Regions from separate parts of the Homo sapiens genome. Here regions 1 and 2 are each linked to region 3. Evidence: chromatin loops called from intact Hi-C (ENCODE). Cell type or tissue: endothelial cell of umbilical vein. All regions are shown on one strand. Each heading gives the region's core, and the rest is flanking DNA. Links, peaks and the distances in the headings are about the cores only. Region 1 overlaps KSR1 (kinase suppressor of ras 1). Region 2 has its middle 51 kb from the start of LINC03146. Region 3 has its middle 9.4 kb from the start of KSR1.

Region 1 (10,777 bases), core at 3,403-8,402, 110 kb before region 3:
GTTTACAGTGTTTCCTTTGAGTAGTAAGATTACAGTGCAAACCATAATAAATGGGAGCTGTTACTGTTTTCTATAATTTCTATACTTTACACACTTTGAAAATAAACATATATGTAAATTACTGGATATTAAGAAAACACCTAAAAAGCTAACAGCCAATGGTTGTCTCTGAGTAGGGTTTTCTTTGCCTTTCTATTATTTTCTAAAATAAACATTGATTTCATAGTGAGAGAAATAACAAATGTTATTAAAAACAAAAACTGGAGGGTGGGCTCACCTACTGTAGTCTAGAAACATGATCTCTGCAGACCCTTCCTGTGGAGCTGCAAAGCCTCTGACAAATCATCTCTGAGGGAGGAAAAGTTTCTACACGTCTCTGCCTTCTGTTATCAGGGCTGTCTTTCCTCCAAGAACCCATTTCCTGAGCCTACTGTGGGTGGGGGAGGTGGGGGGGGGGGGTCTTCCATCTTCTTAGCCCAGTGATTGGTTACAGTATGAACATGTGGTCAAAGCCAAGCCAATCAGAGCCTTCTCTGGGATTTTTCAGCTATTTTTCAGCCAAGGGAAACAGCCCTTCATGGACAAGCATGACTACAGTAGAAGGTAGTGAGGCTCAGCTGCCTGTGCTCTTCATACCTGCCATGCGGAGCAAGCCTGTCCCACAGGCACATCCTAATGGCATCACCTGAGCCCCTGCATCCAGACTTCCTTGGATTTGTATTGCCTAAACTGGTAAGTCTCTGTTTTAAGCCAACAGGTATCTGAACTTGCTTTGAAAAAAGTTCTAACTAGGAATAGAAGAATATAACTTCGATTAAGTAAGTACTTACTATGAGCCCTGGTGCCATGTCATTCTTCCATTTGTCCATCTATCCATCCCATCCAGTCAACAAATAGCTACTGAAGGCCAGGTGCGGGGGCTCACGCCTATAATCCCAACACTTTGGGAGGCCGAGGCAGGCAGATCATCTGAGGCCAGGGGTTCGAGACCAGCCTGGCCAACATGGTGAAACCCTGTCTTTACTAAAAATACAAAAAAATTAGCTGGGTGTGGTGACGGGTATCTGTAATCTCAGCTACTTGGGAGGCTGAGACAGGAGAATAGCTTGAACCTGGGAGGTGGAGGTAGCAGTGAGCCGAGATCGTGCCATTGCACTCCAGCCTCGGCAACAAGGTGAAATTCCATCTCAAAAAAAAAAAAAAAAAAAAAAAAAGCTACCGAATACCAACTGTACAAATAAAAAAATAGCTAAAATACATAATTGAAGCTTGTGAATAAGTGCTAAAAGGAAAGAGCATGCTGAGATAAAGCGGCAGGTATAGCAGGCCTCTAAGCTTAGACAAGGTGGCCTCTCTGAAGAGCTGACCTCTAAGTCCCGGTCAGAGGATGAGATGGCACTAGCCACAAGGGTACAGCAACTTCCAGGCAGAGGAAACAGAACATACAAAGGCCCTGGGCTAAGACAGGAAACCATCTGATGCGTTCTCCTGCCAGTGGCAGAGTGCAGAAAGGCAGGAGATGACGTGGAAGAAGGTGGCAGATACTGAATACTTAAGGGGCCTCAAAGGTAGGTGAAGGGTTTGGATTTTGTGCTAAGCGTAACAAGACACTGACAGAATATTTAACTCAGAACTATCTAGCCAGGCTCGGTGGCTCGTGCCTGTAATCCCCACACTTTGGGAGGCCAAGTGGGAGGATCACTTGAAGCCAGGAGTTTGAGACCAGCTTGGGGCAACAGAGTGAGACCCAATCTCAACTAAAAAATAAAAACATAGCTGGGCACAGTGGTGCATACCTGTAGTCCTAGCTACTGGGGAGGAGGAGAATAACTTGAGTCCGGGAGTTGAACGCTGCAGTGGGCCATGATTGCACCACTACACTCCAGCCTGGGCAGCAAAAAAACAGAAAAGGAAAATGGAAAGGAAAGGAAACAGGAAAGGAGAAAGGAAAAAGAGAAAGTAAGAAAGTAACATAACCGGATTTGCTAAAACCACTGTTAGCTCACGAAGAATGAAATCAAGAGGGTAAAGAGTGGATATAGGGAGCGAATGGGGAAACTGCAACAGTCCGAGGACTAGTCAGGACCAGGGAGGTGGCAGTGATGGAAAAGAGATGCAAAAGGACTTGAGACCCATACTTGGACATAGAGCCAGTAGGATTTGCTAGCTGATTCCACGTGGGCATTGAGGAAGCACAATGAGTCAGAAACGACTCCCAGGTTTCCAGCAAGAGCAGCTAAGACAGTAAGCAGGCTCAGAGAAGTCAAGGGACCTGTCCAAGGTCACAATGCTGGCAAGTGGCAAAGGAAGAATTTTGTCAAAATTTTGTCTGCCTCCAAGGCCATTTACTTCCAGAGGTGACACTCAAACAATTTTGTTTCCCAATCCTGTGGCCTCCCCCAAAGGTACATAGCTAGGAGCAGGGGCCACTGAAATTTATGTGCTATTTTTTTAAAAGAAGGGTAATAAGAGATTGCTGCTTTATAATATTTAAAACAGTGCAGTGTTGACATAAATGTTTCCCAATGATATCTGGCCATAGTCAGATCTGTTCTAGAGCAATCTTGCCTTTGAGGTGGTCCTAGGAGGAGGAGGGAACACACACAAGCTGACCACTCAGGAGCCAGGTAGTCCCCAGAGGGGGCTCAGGCACACACTACACCAAAGCCATCTCATGGCAGGGCTATAGGCACACAGTCCTGCTCAAGTTCTGTGGCCGACAGAAGCCTGAGGCAGTTTCGGAGCCCTGGGATTCAGCAGGCCACCGGCAGCCACCTCGTCTTCACCCTCCCCAGAGATCCTTGTAACGCAACCTTCACTGGCCCAGGTGAGAGCTCCTGAGACGCCTTGGGCCAAGAGACCAAAATTCTTTGGATAATGTTATTTGAATCCAATCATTCAACAAGAAAACCCACCACATGCCAGGCACTGGGGATAGAGCTGTGAATGAAATAGCCAGGTCCCTGCCAACATGGTGCTTCTAGTCTAGTCAGTTTTCACTGGACTGGGCAGCCCAGAAATCCAAAGGATTGATCAAAAACACCAAGCAAGGCCGGGCCTGGTGGCTCATGCCTGTAATCCCAGCACTTTGGGAGGCCATGGCGGGCAGATCACTTGAGGACTAGAGTTCAAGACTAGCCTGGCCAACATGGAAAAAACCCGTCTCTACTAAAAATACAAAAATTAGCCGGGTGTGGTGGCATGTTCCTGTGGTCTCAGCTACTCAGGAGGCTGAGGCACAAGAATCACTTGAACCCGGGAGGTGGAGGTTGCAGTGAGCCAAGATTGCGTCACTCTACTCCAGCCTGGGCGACAGAGCGAGACTCTGCCACAAACAAACAACAGACAAACAAACAAACACCAAGCAGTACAGGACTAAGCAGGACATTCATGCTCATGATTTTTCAGATTTCATGAAACCAGGGGAACCCCCACCCTGAAAAGTGGGTACCTTTGGCTCAAGATAAGAAAAATTAATGACTTCATCTATTGGAGAAAGTGATGTCTGCCAGTTCCAGAAGGACAGGAACTCATGTTCAGTGGCTAGAACAGTGCCGAGCACACAACAGGTGCTAAATACACACTGAGTGAGTGAATAAATAACTGAATGGAAGTAGGACCTCAGCTCTGTACCTGACCATGCTTCATCCCTTCCCCGCTCCTTGGGGCCAGCAGTCAGCTACGCACCCTAGTTATTTGCAGACGTGTGCATCACACTAGCTGTAAGCATCCAGGACAGACTATTTTGCTCATCAATTAATCCTCTGTGATAATTAATCAAGGTACCAGGTAAAAGGTAAGTGATCAATGGGTGCATATGAGTAACGAGTGAATGTAAAGGAAAGAAGAAATGAGGGGGGAAGAGAGAGACACACGTGCACACACACAAAGGCAGGCAGTCAATTCATTTACACAACTACATATCATACAGTAGCCCCAAAACTGTGCTATTCTGGGTAAGATATTAGATGACAAAATTGTGTATGAGAAGGAAGTACAAGGACCTGGGTTTGAATCTTCATCCTGCCATCAGCTTGCAGGGGATCATCAGATCTCCCTGTCTCCTGTCCCAGGGATAAGGATGAAACAGGATGACATCTATACAATGCTGGCCTTGTAGCTTGCCCCTTCCTTCCATGCTCCAACTTCAGCTCCTCTCCTGACTGGCCAGGTGATACAGGCATGCCAGTCCACCACTTGCCACCATTTCCCCATCCTAAGTGGAGAGCTGTGTGGCCCAGCCCCCACTGGGCTGGTACCAAGGCAGCCCTGTGCTGCTGGGCTGACACATTGGCACAGATCCCTCCAGGAGGCTGGGTGAGGGTGTGTGCTGCTTCCTGGGGAGGCTCCCAGTTGCCAAAGAGCAAGGTTGTAAGAACAGCTGGGCCTCTGGCTCTCAAAGAGAGAGTATGGGGCCGACAGGAGGAGGGGTGGGAAGGAGAGGCTAGGAATGAGGGCCATAGTCATGCCGACTCAAGCTGCACCCCAGGAGCCAAATGCGGGTTCGCTTTCCTGGTTAGGTCTCACACATCCTACTGCCTCATACAGCCTACATTCCTGGTGTCCACACAGAGCTCTGGCCACCCCCAGCCACTGGGAAACCAAAATGGTGGCAGGAGTAAGGCAGCTTTGTCCCCCATCTCTGGGAGAAGGCCTCATCTTAAACACAGGAACGCAAGGGTAGAGGAGAGCGGAAAGAGAAACATGTCCAGTCAGGATCACAACAAAAATCCCCTTACCAGATCCGCCTGCATCTTCAGTTCAGGAACCACCAGCAGTAAGAGCTTATTCAGGGGAACCTGTGGCTTTCACCCTGGAATCCCAGACTCTGCAGCACCCACCTCTCCCAGCTAGAACTGCTCAGGCAGCGCTTGCCACTTCCTTTCAACAACTTCCAACCGGGAAATTGCTAAAGAAAAAAAAAATGGCTCCATGCCAGCAGGCTCTGAAATCATTTCCCCAGCTGCTGCCAGAATATGAAGCTGAGACTTTTAGACGTAACTTGTGGGACAGGGGGCCGCTTGAAACAGCCATAGTGTGCAAATCCAAATGACTGGGAGCGGGGCAGGGCCCCGCCTCTGAGCTCCCTCCCATCTCATTTCCTATCCCCGACCCTTCCACCCTCCAGCCACGTGGGAGGCAGCGCTCCTCACCCCGTCACTCTCAGCCCATCCCCATGTGAATGCAGCCTTCTTGCTAGTTTTATTTTCCTTTAAACAATTCTAATGTTCATTTGGAATTCCTGCCCCTCTCTCACACACACTTCCAATATCCCCTAAGAGGAGCCCCAACCCCTACACTGCACACAGGGAGAGCTGCAGGAATCCACCCCGGCTCCCCGCCAGCCTCCTCACAGACTCCTCCTCACGCGCTTCACAAGCGCTCTGATTTCCTCATCCTCAGGGTCTCTGCAGATATTCTTCCCTCCGCCTGGTGTGCTCTTGCCTTCCCGGACATCCGTCTTTCCCTGACTACCCAGGATGAGTTGGCCCACTGGCTCCAACAGATCCCATCCCGGAGCCATCAGGGCATCTGGGGCTCTCACTTCCTGTTTCACCCCAGTCTGTGTGCTCCTGGGGCAGAGGAAGGTGTCTTCAGCATCCCAGCTCTCACCACAGGGCCCTGGTCAATGCAGTCATAGCCAGATGTCTATTCAAATTAAAATTCATTACGATAAAACAAAACACGAATTTCAGTTTCTCAGCTGCACTATACACATTTCAAGTGTCCCCAAGCCACATATGGCTAAGGGCTGCCACACTGAATGGACAATACAGAAGGTTTTGAACAGCGCTGCTCTAGATGAAGATCTAGTGGTTGGGCAAACACATGCAGGCATTGCCCAAGTTCTGTCTCCAACATCTACAGACAGGGAAGGGACGAGGAACCAAAGGTCAGGCATGCAGCGCCGCAGCAGGCTCGGAGCCGCAGAGGGCTGGCATCTGACTCAGGTGGGAACAGAAAGAAACCCACGCAGGGCCACCTCAGCCACACCAGGAACCTGGAAATGCAGCTGCCGTACTGTGTGACCACATCCATGTCTATCCCCTCTCTTCCTCTAGTAGAAAAGGCATTATTTCCTGGAAACTTTAAGACCGCAAACACTATCCAACCAAAAGACAAAATCTGAAATGGTATTTAGATAACCCTGCAGGGATGGCCCTTAGGAAAACAATATGGAAAAGGAAGGAGGAGATTACACACACAGACGGCTGCACACACAAACGATCCACGTATGTTTTCCTAAGGGAAAAATCAAAGTCCTAGTCATGAAGCCATGAAGAGTCAAGGTCAGCAGAGAACTCAAAGTGACTGAAGGGACAAATCCCACCACACAAAGTTCCCCCAGGAAGCCTCAGGGGGCAGCCCTGGGCAGATCATCTTCAGGCACTGACTGCAAAGATGCGGGGGTCCTTCAGCACTATCAGGTTAGCAAAAGGAAACAGAGAGACTTCACGGATTTTGTTCCCTTCCAAAGAAAAAAAAAAAAAACAAAAAACAGAAAGACAGACAGACAAATATTGAAAGAGTCCTGTTTTCAAGTCTGGCATCCCTGACCTCTATCCTGCAGTGACTTTGGTACATTCCTTCACCCAGTAAGTATTTGCCAGGGCCTCCATGTGCCAGGCGTTACAGCTGGGCACCTGGCCTCTTCTGGGCACGGGCTCTCATCTTCGTTCAGGTGCTGAGTCACCTGAACCACCAAGTTGCCTGATGTCACTGTGTGCGCATGTATGTGAGCAGGTGGGTATCCCTCAGACACAGGCATTCATATCATACCTTGATGAAACTGTATCTCTTACTACTCTACTGTTAAAGAAGGATAACATGAATTTTTATGGATAACACAGATGACGTTAAGACTGCAAACCTGCAAAATGATATCTATCATATGATCCCATTTCAGCAAACAAAAAAAAAAAAAAAGAGAGAGAAGGGAGTAAATTTGCACGTCATTTTAAGTGACTGTAAAATGCGTGAAGAGGTCTGGCAGGTGCACCCACTGACCTGTTAACAAGGTGTTATCCCCGCGAAGTGGAAGAGGAGGGCCTTTGCTTGCTTTCTAACACTTCTGTACTTGCTTGGTGTTGAAAAATTTAAAACTCCCATCTCTCAGTAACAATGGATAGCTGATCACATCTTGTGTGGGCTAAAGGAAAAAAAATGGGTGAAGACACACAAGGAAGCTTTGCCCAAAATCCATGGAAGAAAAGCCTGACTCGGGGGCACAGAATACAGGAGTAAAAACATCACCCCATGATCCGTGCGGCAGAGCTCCAACTGCTGCACACAAACATTACATAGGAGCCAGTGGGAAAAGCACATGATGAAATACCTCGAAGAGAGCATGGTATACAACTTACAGGAGGGCAGACACATCTGAGAGGCAAGGCAAAGCCACCATCTGGAGGGTTCAGGGGAAGGTACCACTCCACATGGTCTCTCCGAACCACCTCACCTGACAGAACTCCTTCTACTCTAGGCTTCTTTACTGTCCAGAAGCAGCAGCCATCTGAGGAAAGGACTTAAAAGGTCACTTAATCTGTCATTTCTCATATGGATAAACTGAGGCCCAGAGAGATGAAGTCACTTGCCCATGATCTCACATTGTGTAAAAGGCAGATAGGCCCATTCTAGATACCCATAGGATCTCAGGTCCTGCCTGGGTCAACCATGGCCACAGCCATGCAGGTCCATCCTGCTTCCACTGGACAGTGGTTCTGGGAGGCAGGGTTACCTCCCTGCAGTGCCCACCACAGTGGGCACCAGCAGCCAAGTGAGCGTGCTATGTCTAATTCTTGCCTGGAAAGAGGGGACAGATGCCATGACTTTCTGGCCTCCGCTATCCCCCCAGGACTCCTCCTGATGCTGGTGGTGTCTTTTGGTCCAACCTCTCTCACACGTACAGGGAACCATTCCTTCAGGGTGCCAATCTCTGCAGTCTGAGCTACCTTGGAGGAGACTTCTCTCCAGGCCAAACTTCAGGGTCAGGCAGAGAGGGGTCTAGCTCTAATATCCTCCAAACCAGACCAGCTGCCCCACAGAAATCCCCAAGGACCTATCCCCACCCCCTGGGCCAGGTTTCTGGAGATCTTGTTGGGTTTTAGGTCCCTCCCGAAGCTTGACAAAGGGAAGTCCCTTTCCCCACAGACCTGGATCAGGCTGTCCCATGGGGCCACTGGCAGGACCTTGGCACTCCTCCCCCTCCATGTGAGCCAAGCTGTCCTGTTGGCCCTTTAGGGGCTCTCTAGTTTCCTAAACAACAGGAGGGCTAAGGCACTAAGTCAGGACAGCCAGGGAGAAAATACAACTTTGCTTCTAGCCTCCAAGGCACCAGGCCAGTCTGGACATAGCAGAGGCCACACCAACCCATGAAGGCCTGGGCACCCTAGAGGGATTCCTGAGGCAGGACTAGGGCAGGCTGGAATCTGGGCCCTGCACCACACTGACCATTCAACACACCCAGGGACCCTGTTCCCTCCTCTGACTCTGAGTCTTCTTCTGTGGGCATGGCCCTACGCAATTTCTTAGGAAACATACAGGGACAGGAACAGGGATGAGCTGGGGGTCTTAACTACTGCCCAGCCAAGTACAAGTTTAGAAAAGGTATATGTGCAGTTTACTGTCTGGTCCAGGTACACCTGGAATGAGAGTCTCATTAAAAAGTTGAGCAGGCCAGGCACGGTGGCTCATGTCTGTAATTCCAGGACTTTGGGAGGCTGAGGCAGGAGGATCACTTGAGCCCAGGAGTTCAAGATCAGCCTGGGCAACATAGAGAGATCCTGTGTCTACAAAAAAATTAAAATATATATATAGCCAGGTGCAGTGGTGCGCACATCTGCAGTCCCAGCTACTTGGGAAGTGAGGCGGGAGGATCGCTTGAGCCCAGGACATTGAAGCTGCAATGAGCCAGGATCGCATCACTGCACTCCAGCCTGGGCAACAGAGCGAGACCCTGTCTCAAAATATATAAATAAATAAATAACCGTTGAAGAAAAAGACTGCTTTTATTGTATTTTAAAAGACACTTTGGAAACATTCACTAAAATCCAGCCTAGCAAGTTCACTTCTAGGTTTTTTTCCCTGTAGAAATACACAGGTGCACAAAGATGTTCTTGGTAGCAGTGTTTGTAACCATGGAAATACAGGTCTTTAAGGGGAAAGAGCAGGTTCCTGAACCAAACGTCTGGCCTGATCTCATGTGTACAAAAGAGACAACACGCAGAGGAATGTGAGGGCCAGAAAATGTTCAGAAAGATGAGCAGGCTTCAGGGAAATGGGATGCAGCAATTTTCTTTCACTTTATCTCCTTTGTTTCATTTTACCCCCTACAATAAACACATCTCTTCTAATAAAACCAATGGTTCATTTGAGAAGATGAAAACGTTCCAGTGGTGACAGTCACAAAACAGTGTGAAAGTATTTAATGTCATTGAACTGTAAACTTAGAAATGATTAAAATGGTAAATTACGTTATACGTATTTCACCACAGTTTTAAAAAATAAAAATAATAAAATCAAAACAAAGCAGAGCGAATAACTCACCAGGCTCCCTGGGGAAATAACTGATTCTAGAAGTGGGGTTAGTAAAAAACAGAGGGGGCTGAAGCATACTGTAGTGTCAGAAAGCAAAGGAAGTGCTACACACGGAAGTGCTACACACACACACACACACACACACACGCCAAACAAAACTGAAGGATGGGCAATGTCACAGAGTGCAGGAACAAACCTGCAAGAACTCCCAATGGCCAAAGCTGGAAGAACTTGAGAAACAAAATAAATCATGTAGTATTGGATTAGAACCCAATGTGTAAAAGAAAAAGACATGAGCCTATACTGATATAAATGACTGAATGAATAAATAAACGGAGGAGAAAAGACAACTCTTTCCTACAGAAAAGTTCCAAATAATCTGTGTAGATACACCCCCAGAGGAGATGGAGCTTAACCCACCTACCCCTCATACCCCCCAATCCTAAGGGAGGGCTCACTTCCAAAAAACAAAGTAGTGTCAACGTCATGAAATTAAGGGAAGACTGAGAAACTGTCACAGAGCAGAGGAAACTGGGGAGACATGATAAATCAAAATAATGTAAACCATGCGGTGCCCTGGATTGATCCCAGAAAAGAGAGAGGACAGTAAAGGAAAAACTGGTCAAACCTACATAGTCTGGAGTTGCGTTCATTGTAATATACCAGTGTCATTTCCTCAGTTTTGACAAAGGCACTGTGGTCACGACAACGTTAATGATGGGGAAACTGGGTGAGGGGTACATACGAGAACTCTCTGTACATCCCTGCAACTTTTCTGTAAATCTAAAATTATTCCGAAATAAAAAGTTTATTTAAGAAAATAAACAATGGTTTAGAACAGTGGTCCCCAACCTTTTTGGCACCAGGAACTGGTTTCATGGAAGATAATTTTTCCAGGGACAGGGAGCGGGGGATGGTTTCCAGAGGATTAAAGTGCATTACATTTATCATGCACTTTATTCTATTACATTGTAATATATAATGAAATAATTATACAACTCACCATAATGTAGAATCAGTGAGAGCCCTGAGCTTGTTTTCCTGCAACTAGACAGTCCAATCTGGGGGTGATGGGAGACAGTGACAGATCATCAGGCATTAGATTCTCACAAGGAGCACATAACCTAGATCCCTCGCGTGTGCAGTTCACAACAGGGTTTGTGCTCCTGTGAGAATCTAATGCTGCTGCTGATCTGACAGCTGGCGGAACTCAGGCGGTAATGCGAGCAATGGGGAGCAA
Region 2 (10,777 bases), core at 1,882-6,881, 62 kb after region 3:
AAGAGCAGGATTTACTTCTTTTCCACATGGGGAAAGCTAAGGCCCAGAAAAACTGAACACTGCACCCAAGGTCACGCAGAAAAGGAGGAGAATTGGGAACAAAACCCATGTCTGCTCTTCCCCAAGCTCCAGAGTTTCCCATCTGGTTTCCCAACTGGTTTCCCAGCCTGCGCTATTCTTGACTGGCTCCCTTGGCCAGGACAGAGGGTACCTACAGGACGGGCACAGTACTGCCTGCTGGTTCCCAGGTGAGGCTGGTACATGAAAGGCCTGTCCTCGCTGCCCAGGTGCTCAGCACGGCCATCAGGTCGTTGTCGGCCACATGCACAGATAAATGGGGGTGAAGATTTGCTACACACTTACCCAGCCCTGGCTCTGTGCCTGTCAGGAGGGAATGTCATCGTGCAGGACACTTACCCTGACTATGGCACTCTTGACAAAAAAACCCCTTTGGCTTCACTGTTGGTGGGTAGTTCTTCAGGGTCCACTGGAGAACCTTGTCCTCCAGGCCACCAGGGGGACCCAGTTGGCCTGGTTTACATCTTTGTTTTCCAAAGTTTCTTAAAACACCAATCCTTCCAAAAAAACTCCTTGAGGAAAGGCTTTTTTTTTTTTTTTTTTGGTAACAGTTCTATTGAGATAAATTTACATACCATACAATTTACACATTTAAAGTGTGCAATTCAATGGTCTTTAGTATAGTTACAGAGTTACGCAACCATCAGCACAATCAATTTTAGAACATTTTCATTACCCACAAAAGGAGCCCATATCTTATAGCTGTCATCCTCCAAAACCCTCTCATCCCTTCCTCTCAGGCAGCCCCAGGCAACCACAGTTCTACTTTCTGTTTCTACAGATTTTTGTATTCTGTGCATTTCTTTTTTTTTTTTTTTTTTTTTTTGAGACTGAGTCTTGCACTGTCGCCCAGGCTGGAGTGCAGTGGTGCGATCTTGGTTCACTGCAAGCTCTGCCTCAAGGGTTCACGCCATTCTCCTGCCTCAGCCTCCCGAGTAGCTGGGACTATAGGTGTCCACCACCATACCCGGCTAATTTTTTGTATTTTTAGTAGAGACAGGGTTTCACTATGTTAGCCAGGATGGTCTCGATCTCCTGATCTCGTGATCCGCCCGCCTTGGCTTCCCAAAGTGCTGGGATTACAGGCGTGAGCCACCGCGCCCAGCTGTGCATTTCATATCAATAGAATCCTATGTGATATTCTGTGTGTGGCTTCTTCCCCTCCGGGTAGTGTTTGCAGGATTCACTCATATTGTAGCATGTGTCAGTACTTTGTTCTTTTTTATAATCAAAGACTATATCAGGGCTGAGCACAGTGGCTCACGCCTGTAATCTCAGCACATTGGGAGGCCAAAGCAGGGAGATCACTTGAAGCCAGGAGTTCGAGGCCAGCTTGGTCAACATGGTGAAACTCCATCTCTACTAAAAATACACATACAAAAAAAAGTTAGCCTGGCGTGGTGGCATACGCCTGTAATTCCAGCTACTCAGGAGGCTGAGGCATGAGAATCGCTTGAACCTGGGAGGCAGAGGTTGCAGTGAGCTGAGATCAGGCCGCTGCACTCCAGCCTGGGCAACAGAGTGAGACTCTGTCTCAAAAAAGAAAGAAAGAAAAAGAAGCAAGACTGTGACAAAAAAATAAAAATAATAAAAATAAATAAATAAAGTGTCCAGGTTAGGCCAGGTGCAGTGGCTCATGCCTGTAATCCCAAATCTTTGTGAGGCGGAGGCAAGAGGATCACTTGAGTCCAGGAGTTTGAGAGCAGCCTGGGCAACATATTGAGACCTCATCTCTACAAAAAAATAAGAAAATTAGCTAGGCATGGTGGTGCTTGCTTGTAGTCCCAGGTATTTGAGAGGATGAGGCAGGATCGCTTGAGCCCAAGAGTTGGAGGCTGCAGTGAGCCCTGATTGCACTATTGCACCCCAGCCTGGGTAACAGAGAGAAACCCTGTCTCAAAAATAAAATAAAATAAAATAAAAAGTGTGCATGTTACACAACTAATAACAGGTTCAACCCAGGCTGGCTAACTGCAGAGTCGTGCTCTAAACCCTGAGCTGGAGCGCAAGGAACCCTCAGTACAGTGGCCATGCCTCCTTGTTCCTGTTGCCCGGGCTGACTGCCCCAGTTGGCTGTAGTCAGAATCTGCTCCCAATCAGCCAACCTGTGCAAGAGCAGGGCTGGCCTACCTGGAGTGGTGATGTGGCCGACAGAGGATGCCCTCAGTGGGTGAGTGACAGTGGCCCACACCCTGCATCTCTTCTGAGTCTCCTCCCTACAACCCCTCTGCTTTGGCAGCACTAAGAGCTTTCAACCTCTTCTTCATCACTTGCTTCCTGTGGACAGGGACAGGCCAGATCACATGCCATCTGGTATCCAGGCTGCGAGAGCCAGAGAAGGCCTCCTCCATCCTCACCAGGCTGGAGGGTACAAACAAAAACCTCCCTTCCACTCAGGGCCACTCTGGGGCTATGCTTTCTGTGGTGGCCAAGCCTGAGTCTAACTATTACCGAGACCAATTATTAATAGCAAATATTTAGTGGGACTTCCCTGAGTGACAGGCATTGTGCTTAGTGGGCTCCACACAGCATGTCTGTTAGCCCTTACCACGGTGCGCCCACCACAGCACGTCCGCATTTGCAGACAAAACACTGAGACTTGATGCGCTGAGCGAGTCACCCAAGATCACCTGGTTAGCACCCAGCAAGAGCAGGCCCATCTCTTGACTGTTGGGCAGTTCCCTGGACTCCCCCCAAGGGGAGCTTCCTGGCCCTGAATCCCCAGGGGCTTAGGTAAGGATGGGAGGGGCTCTTCCCTCTGATGGGGGCACATCAAGACAGATAGAGCCCAGGAGAGAATCTCAGGGCTCTTCCCACCCACAGGAATGGGAAGGACACTATCTCTGTGCCTGGCAAGATGGTAGGCACTTAATATATCTAACCCCATCATTCAATAGTAGCAATAACCCTGCTGGAAGGAATATAGACTTTGCTCGGGGTCCTGAGCAAATTGACCCAACATCCTCTGGCTGGGTGGTGCTAACATGGCTGAAAGCCAGAGGCACAGCAACCGATGGAGTCAGAGTCAGGTGCAGCTCCAAGCACTGTTCTGTTTACCTATCCAGCATCCCTTTTCCCTTTCTCCTTCAACAGACCCCATCCTCTCAGCCACAGGGAGGTCATGTGACCCAAGTTGAGTCAATCAAAGGGCCTCATTTTCTAGCTTCAGTGTCACCAAGGGAGGGGCACATGACCCAAGCTGGGCCAATCAGAGTTCTTCTCCATGAGTTTTCAAATTGAAGCAGGGGGAGACACTCTTTTTCCTCTTTGGCTATAAAGCTCTGAGGAAGTAAGCCCAGAGCTCCTGGAGACATATTTTCTTCCAGTGAAGAAGCCAGTCCCAAGGAATGAAGGTGTATCACCTGGAAACTGAATTGAGCCATGAGTAACAGAAGCCTGACCACAGTGGCTTTTCGCATGAAGAGAACTTCAGAAACAGGCAGTTGCTCGTGTTGGTTCAGTGTCAGGGCTAAGTTCTTTGGGATTCTCTTAGCCCAAGATGATTATCTTAGCCTCAAAATGGCTGCCCCAGCACCAGTCCTCAAGCCTACCTTCCAGGCAGAAAGATGAGGGAAGAGGCAGGGGTCAGCCCTTTAAAGAGCATCCTAGAAGCCCCACTCAAAGATTTCCATTTCTAGCTCATTGGCCATTCCCATGTGCAGGGAAATCTGTGAAACACACCTCACCATCCCTTAACAATAGAGGGGTTCTGTTGTTAAGGAGGAAGGGGAGAGTGCTTGCTGGGTGGTGTTTAAATCTTGCCTATTCTGCATAGTTCTGTGGGCCAACAAATGCATCTTTTTTCAAGCTGGCTTGAATTGGGTTTCTGTCACCTGCCACCAGGGAACCCCTGATCAGCAGCAGATAACCTATGTCAGAGACCCCCCTGCCTCCTCTGGCTTTCAGCTCAGGATTTCTCTCACAAAACCCCTTGCTGCTTCAAGCAGAAACTTTTGGCATCAATTTCACCCTTACTCATGATTGGATTCACAGCAGTCTCTAATTTCCCAGTCGACTCATTTCCCACCCTGGTAGAAGGTCCAAATTGGGCCTTGTTCCCAGCAAGAGTGAGGCTGGGGGAACTGCACAATGTCACAGGCAGGCTCATTAGAGAAGAGCCCAGGAAACAGAGTGCAGACCTGGAGGGCCAGCTCACCCAATCCCCCATTTGGGAGATACGTAAAAACTGAGACCTGGAGAAGGGACTTCAATTTGCCCAGGGCCACAAAACTGTCTCCACACCCTCATATTGATCCTCGGTGGAAGCCCCAGGAGGCTTGGATAGGGAGGTCCAAGGTGCCTGTCCAGCCTTGCGGCCCCAGGGGATACCTACTCATCCAGCAGGAACTCTGAGAGTCCTCCTGCTGGAAGGACTTAGAGAAAAAGGGAGAGAGAATGAAATGACTCTCCCGTGACTAGCTGGCAGTTGCCATTGATAGCTCGCCTGGGGATTGGCAGGACCCAGTGCTGGGCCTCCTGCCCAGCTCCCTGAAGGGTAGGAAATGAGTTGGCATGCAAATCGGGAGTCCACTGTTATCCCAGGCATGAGTAAGGGCAAAACAGCTGCCAAAACAAGGTTGCTTCTGCTCAAAGTAGCAAGGAGGTTTGTGAGGGAAGCCTGCACTGAGACCAGAGCCGGGACTCCTTACTTACCTCACTGCTGTCTGGCTCTGCGACCTTCAACAACCCGCTTAACCTCCTGGGGCTTGGAAATTCCACACATCACCTCGGACAGCTGCGTTTCTTTGCTTGTTCATTCATTCAGCCAATGAACATTCCTTAGCATCTGCTTCCTTAGGAAGGGACATATGGTGGGAAGAGTTAAGGCTTTGCAGTCATAGACCTGAATTCAAAGTTAAATGATTTTGGGCAAGTCATTTAACCTCTGTGTGCCTCAGTTTCCTCATCTGCAAAATGGGGTAAGAATACTTCCTTCACATGGTGGATTTAAGAATCAAGTTAAACTAGACAACATAAGGGTCTCTAATAAGTGCCAAACACAGCAGTTGTCAGTAGTCTGATGGTGATGATGATGACGGTGATGATGGTAATAATGATCTGTAAAGCCCAAGCCAGTGCCTAAAGCATAAAAGATGTTCAAGAAGTTGTAGTTACTGACTGGGCATGGCAGCTCACACCTGTAATCACAGCACTTTGGGAGGCCAAGGCAGGTGAATCACTTGAGGCCAGGAGTTTGAGACCAGCCTGGCCAAAATGGAGAAACCCCATCTCTACTGAAAATAAAAAAAATTAGCTGGGCGCAGTGGTGCATACCTATAATTTCAGCTGCTCCGGAGTCTGAGGCAGGAGAATCGCTTGAACCCAGAAGGTGGAGGTTGCAGTGAGCCAAGATTGTGGCACTGCATTCCGGTCTGGGCAACAAAGTAAGACCCTGTCTTTATTAAAAAAAAAAAAAAAAAAAAAAGGCCGGGTGCAGTGGCTCACCCCTGTAATCCCAGCACTTTGGGAGGCCAAGGCGGGCCAATCACCTGAGGTTGGGAGTTTGAGACCAGTCTGACCAACATGGAGAAACCCTGTCTCTACTAAAAATACAAAATTAGCTGGGCGTGGTGGTGCACGCCTGCAATCCCAGCTACTAGGGAGGCTGAGGCAGGAGAATTGCTTAGACCTGGGAGGTGGAGGTTGCGGTGAGCCGAGATCGCACCATTGCACTCCAGCCTGGGCAACAAGAGCAAAAGTCCATCTCAAAAAAAAAAAAAAAAAGAAAGAAAAAAAAAAGAAGTTGTAGCTACGGTTACTGTGTTACTGTTGATGTCAGCAATCATAACACAACAAAGTGCTTAACACGCTTCCTGATGTAGCAGATGCTCAAGATGTGGTGGCTATTGATGCCTTTATTTCAGTGATGGCATCATGACCTGCCCAGTGCCCAACACGGAGTTGATGCTCAATGCATGTGAGTTTCCTTCCCTTCAGCAGAGGTCTCAGAGCACCCTAACCTTTGCAAAGGATCCATTGACATCTAGAATGGAGTTAGGTACCCTTGGGTACCCACAGCAGGGTGCGTGTGAATCCCAGGGTCCCATGGAGGCTTCCCCTGCAGGGTAGTTCACAACCCAGCTCTCTCTCACAGCTGTTGCTGGAGGAGACAGATCTTTCCAGCAAACCATAAGCCTGGTACCAGACCAGCCACTATCCCCCCACCCCCAATCCATGTTTCCCAGCCCAGGACCAAGCTGGATTCTGCTCTCCCTGCCCAACTTTTATATTCCCAGCTACTTATAACACTGGCTGAAAGCAGCCTGTGTCTGAGGCTAAATGGGTGGTGAGAAATCTGGCCTCCCAATCACATGCGAAGCCCCTGGCACCCATCAGAGCATCTCATCTTCCAAAGCATCCCTCTAGCTTTTTTTCTCTGTGCCTGGCTCTCTCTCAAGCATCGGTAGCTCATTTCTGGTCTGGAGCTCGGGCCATGTGGTTCAGGGAGAGGTCATTTCATCTATCCAGATAGCTCTGTTTTGCAGTCACCTAGACCATAGAGTCCTAGCCTGTTGGTGGCCCCAATGTGCTGTGCTTCTCTTTCAAACCCTCACTAGTACTAAGGGGCAAGGTGGCCCTGACTGTCTGCAGGGAAGTGGAGGAGAAGATGAGGAGGAATGTCCAATAGCATGGAGACAGGGAGGAGGAGGGCACGGTGCTGTCTGTAGAGTGCAGAGAGTGGGACGGGAGAACCAGAAGCCACTGCAATGTGGTGAGGGGCAGGAGCTGATGCTGGAATCCCACATCTGCCACTTCCTAGCTGTGTGCCCTTGGGCAAGTTACTTAACCTCTCTGAGTTTCCATTTATTCCTCTGTAAAAGACAGAAAATAAGTCCCACTGTAGAGTCATTGTCAGGACTGAGAAACCGTTTGAGGAGCTCCAGCAGCACAGTGCCTGGCATGCAATTGCTGCGTCTGCTGTCTTCCTTTTACCTCCCCTAAACTCGGATCCCTGGACCGCAGAAGGCTAAAAGATCCAAATCCACTGCTCCCTTGCTTTCCCCAGGATTTGCCATTCAGAAAAGAGATCAACTTGAGGAAGACAGCCTTAGCTTCAAGTTCAGCTGACTGGCAGTTGAGTCTCACCTAAACTGCCTGATTTTTAAAATTTGTCTATTTTTTGAGATAGGATCTTGCTTGGTTGCCCAAGCTGGTGTGCAGCGGTGCAATCTCGGCTAACTGCAGCCTCCAACTCCCAGGCTCCAGCAATCCTCCCATCTCAGCTTCCCGAGTAACTGGAACTACAGGTGCTGGCCACCACGCCTGGCTAATATTTTTATTTTCATTTTTGTAGGACAGGTTCTCCCCATGTTGCCCAGGCTGGTTGAACTACTGGGCTCTAGCAATCCTCCTGCCTGGGCCTCCCAAAGTGCTGGGACCATAGGCGCAGGCCACCACGCCTGGCTCTAAATTGCCTGATTTAGAGCTGGTCTCTGTCCAGGACAGCGGCAGTCCCAGCTTGAGCATGCATGGCGCAGAACCTTTGGCTCATCAGAAGGGGGGACGGGGGAGAGGCTGGCTAGAGGATCACAGGAGAGAATGTGTCTGAGGCCCAGGCCTGATGCAGGGACCTCCTGCCGGCTGGTGAGATACGGCCTCCAAGGCGCTTTGTGGCAACACCAGGGCATGGCCTAGGTGAAGGCCAACAGGCCCTCCCCACAGGGCTGGAACAGGAAGGGAGAGAAGTGGTGACCCAAGAGGCCCCCAAGAGGCTCAACCGGGGCGGGGGAGGGCCAGAAATCACCGAGGGGCGTGGTGAGCAGAGCAGGAGCCGCTGCCGCCACCAGGGGGCGAGGGCCTAGGGAATCCTGCTCGCTGCCCTCACAGCGTCCCCTTGCGGCTGGGCGGCTGCCAGTGCTGCTGGCCACCGCCGAGGGCTAGAAGTCCCCGTTCCCATGACACTCAGAAGATGAAGGGACTGTGCGGGTGCGTGTGTGTGCATGTAAATCGGGGAGAGGAACTGGATTTAATATTTACTCCCAATCCGCAGGTTTGATGTTCCCGGCTCTCCTTAGGGACCCCCACTGGCCTCGAGCTCTTCGCAGGAAGGGTGGTATCTAGCTTGTTCACTGTGGTCCCCCAGGGTTCAGCACGCAGCCTCGAATGCTCAGGAATGAATGGATGAATGGCTGAATAAATGATGAAAGAGGACAGCTTTCAGGGACAGCCTGCCAGGTGTGGGCAGAGAAACGAACCTGAGAAGTCCGCCATCCCCCTGGCTCCCCACGTCAGGGCAAGCAACAGCTTATGATGCTACAGGCTGCTCCGTGCAGGGTGAGGAGCATCCCCGCTCTGCTACCTACAAGCTGGGTGACCTCGGGCTCTTCATTTACCCTCTCTGAGCCTTGTGACACCATCTAAAAACAGAGACCATAAGACTGTCTAGAAGGAGGTTGTTTTTCTGTTTTTTTAATTAAACATGTGAGGCGGGTGAAAGGGCATCATGTGGTCACTGCTCACTACACGGACATTTCCTTGGCCAGGCGGGGTTGGGTGGGCAGAGGGTCCCCTCCCCCAGCACCCTGACCGGCGTCCTCTTTCTGTCGCAGCGCCCTGCCAGCTCTCCAAGCCCGTCGTGCTGTGCTGTCCGCTGCCTGCTGGCCCACGGCCAGACCAAAACCAGAGACGCCGGCTCCGGCCAGCAGCAGCCACTCCCCTCTTCCTCCTTTGCATTCCCCACGCCGCCCCCTGCTCCCAGCCTCTACTCCTTTCTTTCTTTCTTCAGTGGCTTCTCCGCCTCTCTTTGTGTTCCTTCTAGAAATCGTTCCAGCCTGCTGGAGAAAAATAAAACAGAAATCTCCTCCTCATCCACCTTCTGTGATGGCAGTACTCACAGCTCCTCCTCTTGGGCCCCCTGGCCTCTGAGAGCCACCCACACCCACCCTGCGCCCAGGCCCTGCACCCGAAGCTCCCCCGGTGAGGAACATGGGCATTCAACAGAAGAAAAATACCATTGATTTTGGAAGCAGAGCTCAGGGGAGCTGGGCTGCACTCCCAGCTCTGCACAGATCTCAGATGGGAGCTGAATCTCTCTGGGCTTGGGTTTCTTTCCCCGAAAAACATGGACCACTCTAGGCTCCTGTGCTACTCCATTTGACATGACAGCAGCCCCAGCTTAATAAGGCTGGCATCCCAAGAGGACCAGCCTCTCAAACAGTGTCCTGGGCTCAGGCCCCTGATGTACCCTCCTCTTGGAAAAATATCTGATGGAGCATCCCACTGTGAGTACTCCCCTACCTCAGAGTAGGAAAAACCCCTGAGGTCTCATTTATTGACTGCTTACTGGAGGTCAGTCACCGTTCTTTGAGCTTCATGTGAAATATCTCATTTAATCTTCACCACCATTTTTTGAGGTCAATACTATTGTTTCCCCCATTTTACAGATAAGGAAACTGGAACGACCTGTCCAAGATCACATATATATCAGAGGCAGGATTTGAACACAGGTATTTTTAACTTCAAAGCCGAGGCACTTTAATCATCATCCTTTCACAGGAGAGACAATGCACAAAAGGCAATAAATAAAACTTCTTCCTAAATCTGGATGGATTTTATGCAAAGAGAAAAGTCAGAGTAAGTAGTTCTGGGACTTTTGACAAATAAGAGATGGAAGACAGATCCACATAATAAAAAGTATGTGGGGTTGGGGGCGGAGGAGACTGGTGTTGCTTAGTCCTGGGTTGGAATACCCGTTCAATTTGCTAGCTGAGTGGCCACAGGTCAGTGACGTTACCTTTCTATGACTTGGGTTGGGGGATTTCTCTTCCACGAGAACTAAGATCCTACTGAATTGACCATCCCACAGATAGAAAGTGTTGACAAAATACAAAAACAAAACAAAACGAAAAAGCAAAACAAACCCAAAACCAACGCGAGGCACTGAAGAGTGAATAAAAGCAAGTAGGCCCTGGCTGGGAGTCAACACTTGGAAGAAGGGCATGACATATGGTGAGTTATCTGTTTTTCTGGCTTTGATCTTGAAGGTGCGCTGCAGTCAGCAGAGCACACTTGGGGAACCTGCGGTCTTTCTGGCCTAAAGAATCAGAGTACAAAGTTTAGAGCAACCACAGCCACTGGAAAGTGAAGTGGGGAGTGCCATAAAGGAAAGGCTCGGAAAGGGGGTGGCTCCAGATCCCATCTGTAAACTCTGCCCAAATCTCTCACTGCTCCCTGAACCACACATGCATGAAAAATACTTTAGCAGAGGAAAATAACTGAACTGAGGTTTGAGCTGCCACCGAAGAGCAGAGTTTGAAGTTAATTGCCTAATAAAAAGAAAGAAATCAACATGTTTCGGAGGACTAACAGAAACCAGAGCCTCTACAGCGTAACATGAACAATGTCCAGGATAGAATCCTGTTCCTGTATAAATATGTTCTCAAAACACAACAGAACTAAACTAGAAATCAGTAACAGCAAGATAGCTGGAAAATCCCAAAATGTTTGGAGATTAAACAACACACTTCTAAGTAACACACAGGTCAAAGAAGAAGTCTCAGGAGAAATTTTTAAATATTTTTAATATATGAAAATGAGGCTGGGCATGGTGCCTCACGCCTATAATCCCAGCAATTTGGGAGGCTGAGGAAGGTGAAGTGCTTGAGCCCAAGAGTTCGAGACCAGCCTGGGCAACAAAGTGAGACCTATCTCTACGAAAAAAATAGAAAAAATTAGCCAAGTATGGTGGTGAAAGCCTATA
Region 3 (10,777 bases), core at 3,405-8,404:
GGTAGGCTCAAAGCGAAGGAAGCCGAGTCCTTATCCCTGTGGAACATACATGAAGGGAAGGACAGGAAATGAATGTCAACAAATATATTACCAAAATAAACTGAGAATCATAAGTGCTACGCAGAAGAAGAAGAAAGCAAATAGCCGAGAGTCTCTGGTGGCTAAGGTACTTCACTAGGTGAAGTGGACAGAGAATTATTATCTGACCATTGAACTAAGATGTAAATAAGGAAAAGCAAGCCATGTGGAATGTTCCAGGAAAGGAGCACTCCAGGCAGTGGGAACATCATGTGCAAAGGCCCTGAGGTAGGAGCAGCTTGGCATACTCCAGGAACAAAGTGAAGGCCAGAGAAGCCATAGCAAGATGAGGGAGAGGAGCAAGGGCTGGAGATGATGTGGGAGAGCTATGCAGGGGCCAGATAAAGTGGGACATGGGAAGGAAGTTTGGGTTTTTCTCCAAGCCTTTGTTACTCCTAATGCGGTCCAGGAGCAGCAGCAACTGTATGGCCTGGGAGCTTATTAGAAACGCAGTCTTGAGCCCAACCCCAGATAACTGAATCACAAACTGCATCTTAGCAAAATTCCCACATGACCCAAAAATAGATTAAATTTTTAGAAACACGGTACTCTAAGAAAGTCACGTTCTTTTCAGGTGGAGAGTTTTAAAGATCCCTCAGGCTGCCACATGGAGAGCCAATGGTAGGGAGGCAAGGGCACAGCCATGGCTCTGGTTTTGAGACAGCTGCGGTGGCCCAGGCCAGGTGGGGAGCAGGAACCGGGTGAGAGTGGAGGAGAGGGAGGAAATAGAGGGGATAGAGGACATGTTTTGGAGACAGAGTCAACAGGACAAGCAGATGGATTTAATGTCGAAGGAGGAAAAGAAGAATTCCGGCCATCCTGACCGTGTAGCCTCCACTCCTCCAAAGACGCCAAAGGGCACTTTGGGAAGAGCCCTATCCTGCAGCCAGGTGTAACCACACCCTCAGGTGCCAAACCCACTCTCCCCTACCCACCCCTGCCCCGCCACTCCTAGCATCATCTCAGGACTCAGTAGGTTTCTGTTAGAGCCTGAAGCTCTAGAGTTTATGGTTCGTGGATTTCACCTTCAGTTAAATCAGTCAAGAAATGCACGGAGCCACCCTGGAGATATACATTCTTTTTATTGTTATGATGTACACCTGTGCACATTCATTCATTCATTCAACAAATATCTACTGAACCCCCAATATGTGCTCAGCACTGTGCCCAACTCTAGGGATACGGCAGTAAACAGTAGATTGTGTTCTAGTTTATAGAAGAACTTTCCATCTATTTCAGCTCACAGTAAACTGTGTTGTCTTCCTAAGGCTAGAAAGGGTGCTTAAGGTGGGTGCTTTCTCCCAGCTAGAAAACACCATGGGTTCCTTGTTGGCCTCAGAGTGAAGTATGAATTCTTGAACCAGGGCTACAAGGTCCTGTGTTCCCGGGCCCTGCTGATGTCTCCAAGCTTATCTGCTACCCAAGGCTGTTTTGAGTGAATGTCCCGGTTTGAAGAATCGATGAAAATAAAAAGCCTCTCTCTAGAAAAAAAAAAAAAGACACCCACAACTGAGATCAAATGTCTGGGGGTTTGTGGACCATCTCCTTGAGGCTGTTCATGAACCCCAGGCCTATAGACAATCTTGTCTCTGCCTTTAACTCAACAATCTTGGTCACACCATGGAGTTTCATGTCATGATGTCTTTGCTCAGGCTATCACTTCTGCCTGCAGTCCTTCCTCTCCAGCTCCATATGTAAATTTCTACTAATCCTGGAAGTCTAACTCACATGCACCCCACCTCTTCTCCCATAACAGGAGTAATCTCTCTAACTTCCATGTTCCCTTAAAACTTTGCACAACGACTTATGTTTTATTATTTCCCTACCTGATTCTTTCCCTATCTGGATAGTGAGTCTCCTTGGACTCAGATAGACCCAATATGACCTTGGCAAATTTTTCAGCTCTCTGAGTTTTATTTCCTCATTTGTAAAAATGAGCGTAATAATCCTCCCCCCATTACTTGAGCCCAGGAGTTCGAGACAACGCTGGACAACATGGTGAGACCCTGTCTCTACAAAATAAAAATGAAAATAAATAAAAAATAATCCCTCCCCTCAGGGTGGCTGAGAGAGGTAAAGAAAATAAAGCAAATAGGACTGGCATGCAGTAGTGCTTAACACATGTTTGAATAAACAAATGAGGGAGGGAATGCAGTTTACAGGAGAAGAAACCAGGCCTTCTGTCTAGAGATCTGACTCCCGTGTGCCCGTCCTAGAAGACACATTACTACCACCTGTGCAGTGCAGTCAGAACCAGGCTGTGGATCAGGCTGTAAGGAGAAACAAAGTTGAAAAATGGCCTGATTTGGCCTAAAACTGAAGCCACCCAAGTTGTTGTGGGCTTTTTCAGGCAACCTGGCAAGAGACAGAACTGCTCTGGGAGACGTAGGGAGAAACGTCCTGGGAAGGCCAGGAGGGGATGTGGGTGCCCTCTTTTCATTCAGTTACTTTCTGAGCCATTTCTCCTCCTCTGCTTTCAAAACCCTTGCCCAGCTGATACCATCAGGGTACACCCTGTGCTCCCTCACTTGCTGTTTCTTGCAGTCTTCTCCCAATCACTTCAACTCAGTTATCACAGGCTCTAGCTCCCCCTCCATGCCATGCTTCATCAGAGCCTCCAATCCTCTTTCAGTATCACCTTTTTCACTGTCACCCACTCATGTGCTTGCTTCCCTTCTAACCCCGAGTAGATCCCACGCTCCACCATGACTGTCACTCCCCGGCTGAAACCCTCAATAAACCTGCCCCTCTCTGTCCATCACGTAAACCTGGCTAAGTCCCAACTCTTCCAAAACCTAACCCTCACCTTCTTCAGGCCGGTGCCAGAGCAGCTGCAGGTGCTGGAGAAAAGCGCACAGCACTGTTGACGGGTTGCTCTTTAAATTCATGATCCAGCCAGGTGCACGGCTCACGCCTGTAATTCCAGCACTTTGGGAGGCCAAGGAGGGCGGATCACCTGAGGTCAGGAGTTCAAGACCAGCCTGACCAACATGGAGAAACCCCGTTTCTACTAAAAATACAAAAATTAGCTGGGCATGGTAGCAGACGTCTGTAATCCCAGCTACTGAGGAGGCTGAGACAGGGGAATCTCTTAAACCCGGGAGGCAGAGGCTGCAGTGAGCTGAGATTGTGCCACTGCTCTCCAGCCTGGGCAACAAGAGCGAGACTCTGTCTCAAAAAATAATAATAACAAAATAAAAATAAATAAGTAAATTTGTGACCACAAACCTCAAATTGGCATTCCTCATACCTGGCAATCCCACCAACCTTTCCTAGAAAGTTTTCCAGTTCCCTGAGATGGCTGTTTCATACTGTCTTCTATCTGCACAAACTCCCCTGCACTCCTCAGCTGATGGGCATGGCTCGCCCTCCTTTGAGAAACTCAAAGCCCTCAGGCCAGATCTATCAACCCTCCTGCCCCTGCGCCCAGGCTTCCTGCCTTTCCTCCTGCAACCGCCGAAGAGGCATCCTGCTGGAGTCTAAGGCAATGTCTATCTGCTGGGACTGTGGATCCCAGGCCCTCGAGCAGGCTCAAGGCCTTTGATCCAGTGAGTATCCTGCTTTTCTCTGCATCATCATTTTCTCCCTTTCTGCTCTGTTATTCTTTTTTTTTTTTTTTGAGACAGAGTCTTGCTGTGTCACCCAGGCTGGAGTGCAGTGGTGCTATCTTGGCTCACTGCAACCTCCGCCTCCCAGACTCAAGCAATTCTCCTGCCTCAGCCTCTCGAGTAGCTAGGATTACAAGCATGTTGCCATCATGCCTGGCTAATTGTATTTTTAGTAGAGATGGGGTTTCACCATGTTGGCCAGGCTGGTCTCAAACTTCCGGCCTCAAGCGACCTGCCCACCTCAGCCTCCCAAAATGCTGGGATTACAGGCATAAACCACTGCACCCAGCCATCTGCCCTGTTATTCTGATTTGCACACAAACATATTCTAGTATCTCCCTTAAGGGAGGGAGGGAAGGAAGGAAGGGAGGGAGGGAGGGAGGGACCACTCTATCAGTTAGGGTCCTGGCAGAAATCAGGATTCTCTCAGTTGGTTCAACTGATTCAAAGAGGCTACTAACAAAGTTAAGGGAACAAACAAGGATGTTGCAGCACCCAGAGACAAATGAAGGTTTGTAGGGTGACAACTCCTGGCCCAGAAAGGACCAAGGGAAGAAATAGCATTCCAGGAGCCATTGAGAAAAGGGCAGCCTGGAAGGAACTGCAGGCATGGAGGGGGACACAGCTCCTGCCCGAGACAGGGCACTGAAGCAGAGAGGGATGGGCAGAACACCTGCTCTCTCTTTCCTCCAGCCTTCAGTTCTCCTGCCTTTGCTTCCCCTTGGCTGAACCCATATGGAAGTGTTCTAACCAGAAGAGCCCCAGTAATGCAGTGCAAAAGGGTCTCTCTCCCCCGGGGCCCAGAGTGGGACCCAAATGGACAGTGAATGGACCTTGGATGGGATAATGGCCAGCACACCTTCCCTCATCCCCAAATCCCCTTCCAGCTTCTGCCCTTTCTCTGCTTACGTTTATAGCAAGACGTCTTGGAAGAGTTGTCTGTGCTTGGCCGGGCACAGTGGCTCACATCTGTAATCCCAACACTTTGGGAGACCAAGGCAGGAGGATCTCTTGAGCCCAGGAGTTCAAGATCAGCCTGGGCAACATGGCAAAACCCCATCTCTACAAAAAAATACAAAAATTAGCCAGGCATGGTGGCATGTGCCTGTGGTCCCAGCTACTTGGGAGACTGAGGCAGGAGACCACTTGAGCCTGGTAAGTTGAGGCTGCAATGAGCCACGTTCATGCCACTGCACTCCAGCCCAGGTGACAGAGTGAGACCCTGTCTCAAAACAAACAAAAAAAACCAACACAAAAAAAGAAGTTCCACTGTTTTACTTTTGCAAGACTGAATTTCCTCATAGGCACCTAAATATTCTACTGGGTCTTTTAAAGGAAACTTCCTTTCCTATTAAATTTATAGTCACATATATTACACATATATGTGAAATATGAACAGAGGATCTGGCAACCTGGATTTGGGAGTTGATGAGGTCTCGTATTATTGACATATAATTCCATAAAGTGAAGACTCAGAATGAGGTCATCTCTTTGCCCCCTCTGGTTCCAGCCTCCATGAGGCAGCAGCATGAAGAATGGTTTAAAGGCCAGGGCTGCAGAAGCGGAAATTGTTTAAATTTCATTTCTAACCCTCCTTTGCAATGTGACCTTAACCAAGTCACTTTATCTCTCTGAGCCTCAGGGTTCTTATCTGAAAATTGCCTGAGTAGGGTTGTCACAGAGATTAAGTGAGCAATACACAGAAAGCCCCCAGCCTCTGAGCCCTGCATGAGTAAGCACACTGGAACAGTGCCAATCATTTCCATAGCTAGGATATTATTTTCCAGAAGCTTCCCAATGATCACAGGCTACAGAAAGAGGTGATGCACACAGATTGGGGCAGTGAGTTGAGGGCTGGCAGCTGTTTCTGGCAGGTTGTTTGGAAGGGGATGAGGAGTGACTAGAAATGAAGGATGACGTAATGTCCTTTCCAGGGTCAAAGCATTGAAGGGATTATGGCATCTATTCCCACAAATATGAGTCAAAATAAAAATAACACTAAAAACCACAAAACACGAAATCTAAATGTATGGTGAAATGAAAACAGTCTCTTTCTAGATGTTCCGATTGCACCATTCCAGATAAATTCATTGAAGCCGAATTCATGTTTTCAATGCCCTTGCTCTGTTGCCTGCCTGCAGGAAATGCAGCAAGTGTTTGAGTCCAGGAACAAAAATTCCTGGGATCTGAATGCCATGAGATACTTTCACATCTGTGATATAAGTCATGATGATGATCATTCATTGATTGAGTTGATTTTCTGTTGTACCATTGTTTTTTAAACTCTTTGAAGTCCTTTCACCTATATCAGCTTGCTTGAATGCCACAGTGGTAGTCAAAAGGTAATCAGTATTAGCTCAGTGGGTTTTATTCATAGAATAACCAGAAACATAGCCTAGACCTCTTTGACATCAGTTGAGCCATCTGAGCCGATTATGATTCCTGCCAGGACCCTAACTGATAGAGAGGTCCGCTCCCTCCCTCCTCCCTCCCTCTCTCTCCCCGCCTCTTTCTTTCTTTCCTTCCTTCCTTCCTTCCCTCCTTCCTTCCTTCCTCCCATCCTTCCTCCCTTCCTCTGTCTTGCCTTCCTTCTTTCTTTCTTGAAGGGAGATACTAGAACATGTTTGTGTGCAAATGAGAATAAAAGGGATAAAATGGTAGTGCAGAGAAAAGCAGGATACTCGCTGAAATGGAGGCCTCGAATCTGCTCGAGTCGTGGGATCCAGAGTCCGAGCAGAAGGTGCTCCAATCACAAGCCAATTGACCTTGAAATCGCTCTTTGCCTGGAGACCACCACCACTTTCACTCCTACATAGCGATATACCACTCAGGACTCAGAAGTCACCTCTTCTTGGAAACCCTCCCTCACCTCCAGGCTGGCCCAGCTCATTTCTTCCAAGCCACCAAAGTCTCCCATGCTTGTCCTCAGTGTCAGGGGACACTCCTGCCTCAAAACTCTCTGCTTTCTTACTCTTGCACTGGCCTGTGAGCTCTTTGCAGAAAGGGCCCCACTCACATATCACAGTGCTCCAAAAAGCTTGCGGTTCATCATTGAATTGAGTGGGTCAATTTAACACAGAGATCTTTCACAAGCTGGATTTAATATCCTGGGAGGACCCATTTTATGGTAAGTAGAGGCAACACTAATCTCGTCCCCGGTAGGAGACAAAGATCCCTCTGCCGCCATCACGCACCCATGAACACAACACATATTATGATAACCATGGTGCCTGAAATTCCACCATTCAAGAATCGTTTCTTGTCTTCTGACATTCTTGTTCCCCTGGACAGGTGGGACTGGAGTGATGTGGGTGGGTGGTTAAGTGCCTAGGCGGGGAGGGGTAAACTAAAGACACTAGGGCTTATGATGATTGCCCTTCCTGCAGCTATGCTCCCCATTTCATGGAGATTGAAATGCCTCATCTGTTCCCTGTGCCCTGGGCATCTGAGAGGAATGCTTAGTTGCTCAGTATCTAGGTTCCTTATGCCAAAGTTTTGGTGACACCGTTCTTATTATTTTTTTCTTTAAAATTGTTGCCCAGGCACAGTGGCTCATGCCTGTAATCCCAGCACTTTGGGATGCCTAGGTGGGAGGATCACTTGAGCCCAGGAGTTCGAGACCCTTGGGCAACATGGTGAAACCCCATCTCTACTAAAAATACAAAAAATTAGCCGGGCGTGGTGGTGCATGCTTATGGTCCCCATTACTCAGGAGGCTGAGGTGGCAGGATGCCTTGAGCTGGGAGGTGGAGGTTGCAGTGAGCCAAGATCATGCCACTGCACTCTAGCCTGGGCAACAAGAGTGAAACTCCGTCTCAAAAAAGAAAAAAAAAGTTGTATTGGCCAGCCTCAGTGTTGCAAACCTGTAATGCCAGCACTTTGGGAGGCCAAGGCGGCAAATCACTTGAGCTCGGGAGTTGAAGACCAGCCTGAGTACCATGATGAAACCCCATCTCTACCAAAAATATAAAAAATTAGCCAGGCGTGGTGGTGCCCGCCTGTGGTCCCAGCTACTCAGGAGGCTGAGGCAGGAGGTGGAGGTTGCAGTGAGCAGAGATCGCACCACTGTGCTACAGCCTGAGCAACACAGTGAGACCCAATCTGAAAAATAAAAAATAATTAATAAATAAGACAGAGGTTGTCTAAAACTTTTGTTAAGTTCTATTGTTCAATCCTTGCTTCATGAACATTAAATTAAATTAAGAAATAAAGTCATATTGTACTTTTTCTGCCTTTGAATGTCATAGACAGTCAATGCCAGTGAGAGGCTGGGTGTGATGTGACTCAACAGGACATCCCAAGCCGCAGTTCCTGAAGGGATAGCAATGGTGCCATGAGGGAGGGGTTGTGGTGTCTACGTTTCTGTCAGTGGGGGAAATCTGCTCTCAGCCCCCACACCAGTGGGGAAGCTTCCCTCTCTACCAAAGGGAGTGGAATAAAAGAACATGCTGGGCCTGGTGGCTCATGCCTACACTTTGGAAGGCCGAGGAGGGTGGATCAATTGAGATCAGGAGTTCGAGACCAGCCTGAACAACATGGTGAAACTCCATCTCTACTAAAAATACAAAATTAGCTGAGCGTGGGGGTGCACAACTGTAATCCTAGCTACTCCAGAGGGTGAGGCAGGAGAATCGCCTGAACGCAGGAGGCAGAGGTTGCAGTGAGCCGAGATCATGCCATTGCACTCCACCCTGGGCGACAAGAGTGAAACTGTCTCAAAAAAAACAAAAACAAAAAAACAAAAACAAACAAACAAACAAACAAACAAAAATGCATATCCCAGAATGGCAGTCCCAGGAGAATTCCCAAGGAGAAGGCAAAAAAACTGAGCAGGAAACAGGGAGGGCCAGAAAGCTGCAGGGCAACCTCCCCAGAGAGAGGGTCCCGCTCCTCTCCCATTCCTTCCCCACCCATCTGGGCAGACCTTATCCCATCTCAGCATGGAGCTCCAACAGCCCCGAGCACCCCTGCTCACCGTGACCCACTCTTCACACTGCACCCAGAGCGCTCTCTCTACCCACGAGTGTCTAGTGCCTCCCTCTTCAACCTTCCAGACTCTGTCCTCCCCCATCGTTGTGGATGGAAACAAGACAGGGCCAGACAGGGCCAGCTGCATGGGCCTATGACCTGTGCAGTCACAGAGGGCCCTGGTGCTAAGGGCCCCACACTTGGTTTAATGCTCTGCTATAACTGCCTTTACATTCCTCATGACACATGACCAAGAGATCCACATTTGCTTTTTCAGTGGGGTCTGCAAATTATGTAGCTAGACCTGGTACACAGCCTCACCCACTGGGGATTAATATTTAAGTCCAGGCTTCGAGGCTCAGGAGTATGAAGTCACATTTCTGTTTAATAGAAGAATTACCAGACTCGAAATTCTCACCTCCTTAACCACAGTCTTCAGCCAGGCCCTATCCCTGAGGGTCTCTGGGCCTTCAGGGCCTCCCTTTTGGAAGCCAAGTCTGTTGCACAAACCTGCTGGCTTGGTGATGTGTCTTGGCCAGCCTGATGGTGCCAGGCTGTGGGCAGTAGTCTTCCCCCTGAGCAGCTGGCATCCTACAGTGCCCAGGCCACCTGGCTGAGGTGGGCTCCAAGTTTCTCTGTAGATGCTCTCACCTGATAACTAAGGCCAGCAGGCAAGGTCTGACAATTCTTTAGAAGGTTTAGAGAAGATTCTCATTTTTAGCTAACACGCACTGAGCAGCTCCTACGTGCAAGGCACTGCTCTAAGCACTTTTAGTGCACATTCCAGGAACCTCACCATCATGCTATGAGGGAAGTACTATTAATGACTACTGCCTAGTTATTACAAGGAAACTAACGTTCAGGAAGATTAACTACACCTCACTGGCCACTCCTCGTCTTCCTGCTGGGTTTACCTCATTGTCTAACCTCTAAGTGCAGATGCCCCGGGCAGGCCTCAATTCTCTCCTCCTTTCAGTCCACCCTCTCACCCCTGTTGGCCTTCTGCCACCTCACCCATCCACCTAATCTATCAAATGACTCTGAACTCCAGATTCCACCTGCCTTTCAGCATCTCCACAGGGATTTCTAACAGACAAGCTCAAACTCCGTGCATCCACAACAGAGCTCCTGATCCCCCATCCCCAACTTCCTGGCTTCTGTAGCCTTCCCCCATCTTAGACACTTGCTTGACCAAAACCACTGGAATCATTCTTAATTCTTCACTACCCGAAATCTAATTCATTAGCAAATCCTGTCAGCAAGACTTTAAAAATATGTGCACACACAAAAAAATTATATGCAGATGCTCCTCTACTTATGATGGGGTTACATCCCAACAAACCCATCGTACGCTGAAAATAATCAGGTTAAAAATACATTTAGTGCACAACCTATGAAACATCATAGCTTAGCCTAGCCTACTTTAAATGTGCTCAGAACACATACATTAGCCTACAGTTGGGCCACATCATCTAACACATACTTGTCTTATAATAAAGTGGTGAATATCTCACGTAATTTATAGAATATTGTACTGAAAGTGAAAAACAGAATGTTTTATTCTTTTTTTGTTTTTGTTTTTGTTTTTGTTTTGAGACGAAGTCTCGCTCTGTTGCCCATGCTGGAGTGCAGCGGCATAATCTCAGCTCACAGCAACCTCCCAACCTCTGCCTCCCGGGTTCAAGCGATTCTCCTGCCTCAGCCTCCTGAGTAGCTGGGACTGCAGGTGCCACTATGCCCAGCTAATTTTTTATATTTTTAGTAGAGACAGTGTTTCACTGTGCTAGCCAGGATTTGTTGTTGTTGTTGTTGTTGTTGTTGTTGTTGTGTGTGTGGTGTTTTTTTTTTTTAAGACAGAGTTTCGCTCTTGTTGCCCAGGCTGGAGTGCAATGGCATGATCTCGGCTCACCACAACCTCCGTCTCCCAGGTTCAAGTGATTATCCCGTCTCAGCCTCCTGAGTAGCTAGGATTACAGGAATGCACTACCATGCCCAGCTTATTTTGTATTTTTAGTAGAGATGGGGTTCCTCCATGTTGGTCAGGCTGGTCTTGAACTCCTGACCTCAGGTGATCTGCCTGCTTCCGGCCTCCCAAAGTGCTGGGATTACAGGTTTGAGCCACC

The links. Hi-C counts contacts between places; a loop is a spot of excess contacts. Peaks named below come from ENCODE experiments on the same cell type or tissue, not always from the same donor. Only the 100,000 strongest peaks of a DNase experiment are listed, where the experiment ranks them.
Region 1: it touches region 3 in a loop (7-fold over the local background); 30 of 110 quality-filtered maps call a loop at or near these places.
Region 2: it touches region 3 in a loop (7-fold over the local background); 18 of 110 quality-filtered maps call a loop at or near these places.

Annotation. Positions count from the first base shown.
Region 1 is chr17:27,554,419-27,565,195 of GRCh38, reverse strand. The region is part of intron 2 of KSR1 (kinase suppressor of ras 1); the gene reads right to left. Among named protein-coding and RNA genes, the nearest start is that of LGALS9, 71 kb to the left of the region's middle. In endothelial cell of umbilical vein, for the core only: a CTCF peak has its summit at 5,424; a DNase peak (open chromatin) is centred at 4,935; H3K4me3 peaks cover 926 bases; H3K27ac peaks cover 2,306 bases.
Region 2 is chr17:27,378,276-27,389,052 of GRCh38, reverse strand. No RefSeq gene overlaps it. Among named protein-coding and RNA genes, the nearest start is that of LINC03146, 51 kb to the right of the region's middle. In endothelial cell of umbilical vein, for the core only: no CTCF peak of the experiment used is centred there; DNase peaks (open chromatin) are centred at 4,622 and 5,952; H3K27ac peaks cover 3,036 bases.
Region 3 is chr17:27,441,623-27,452,399 of GRCh38, reverse strand. No RefSeq gene overlaps it. Among named protein-coding and RNA genes, the nearest start is that of KSR1, 9.4 kb to the left of the region's middle. In endothelial cell of umbilical vein, for the core only: no CTCF peak of the experiment used is centred there; a DNase peak (open chromatin) is centred at 5,489; H3K27ac peaks cover 2,069 bases.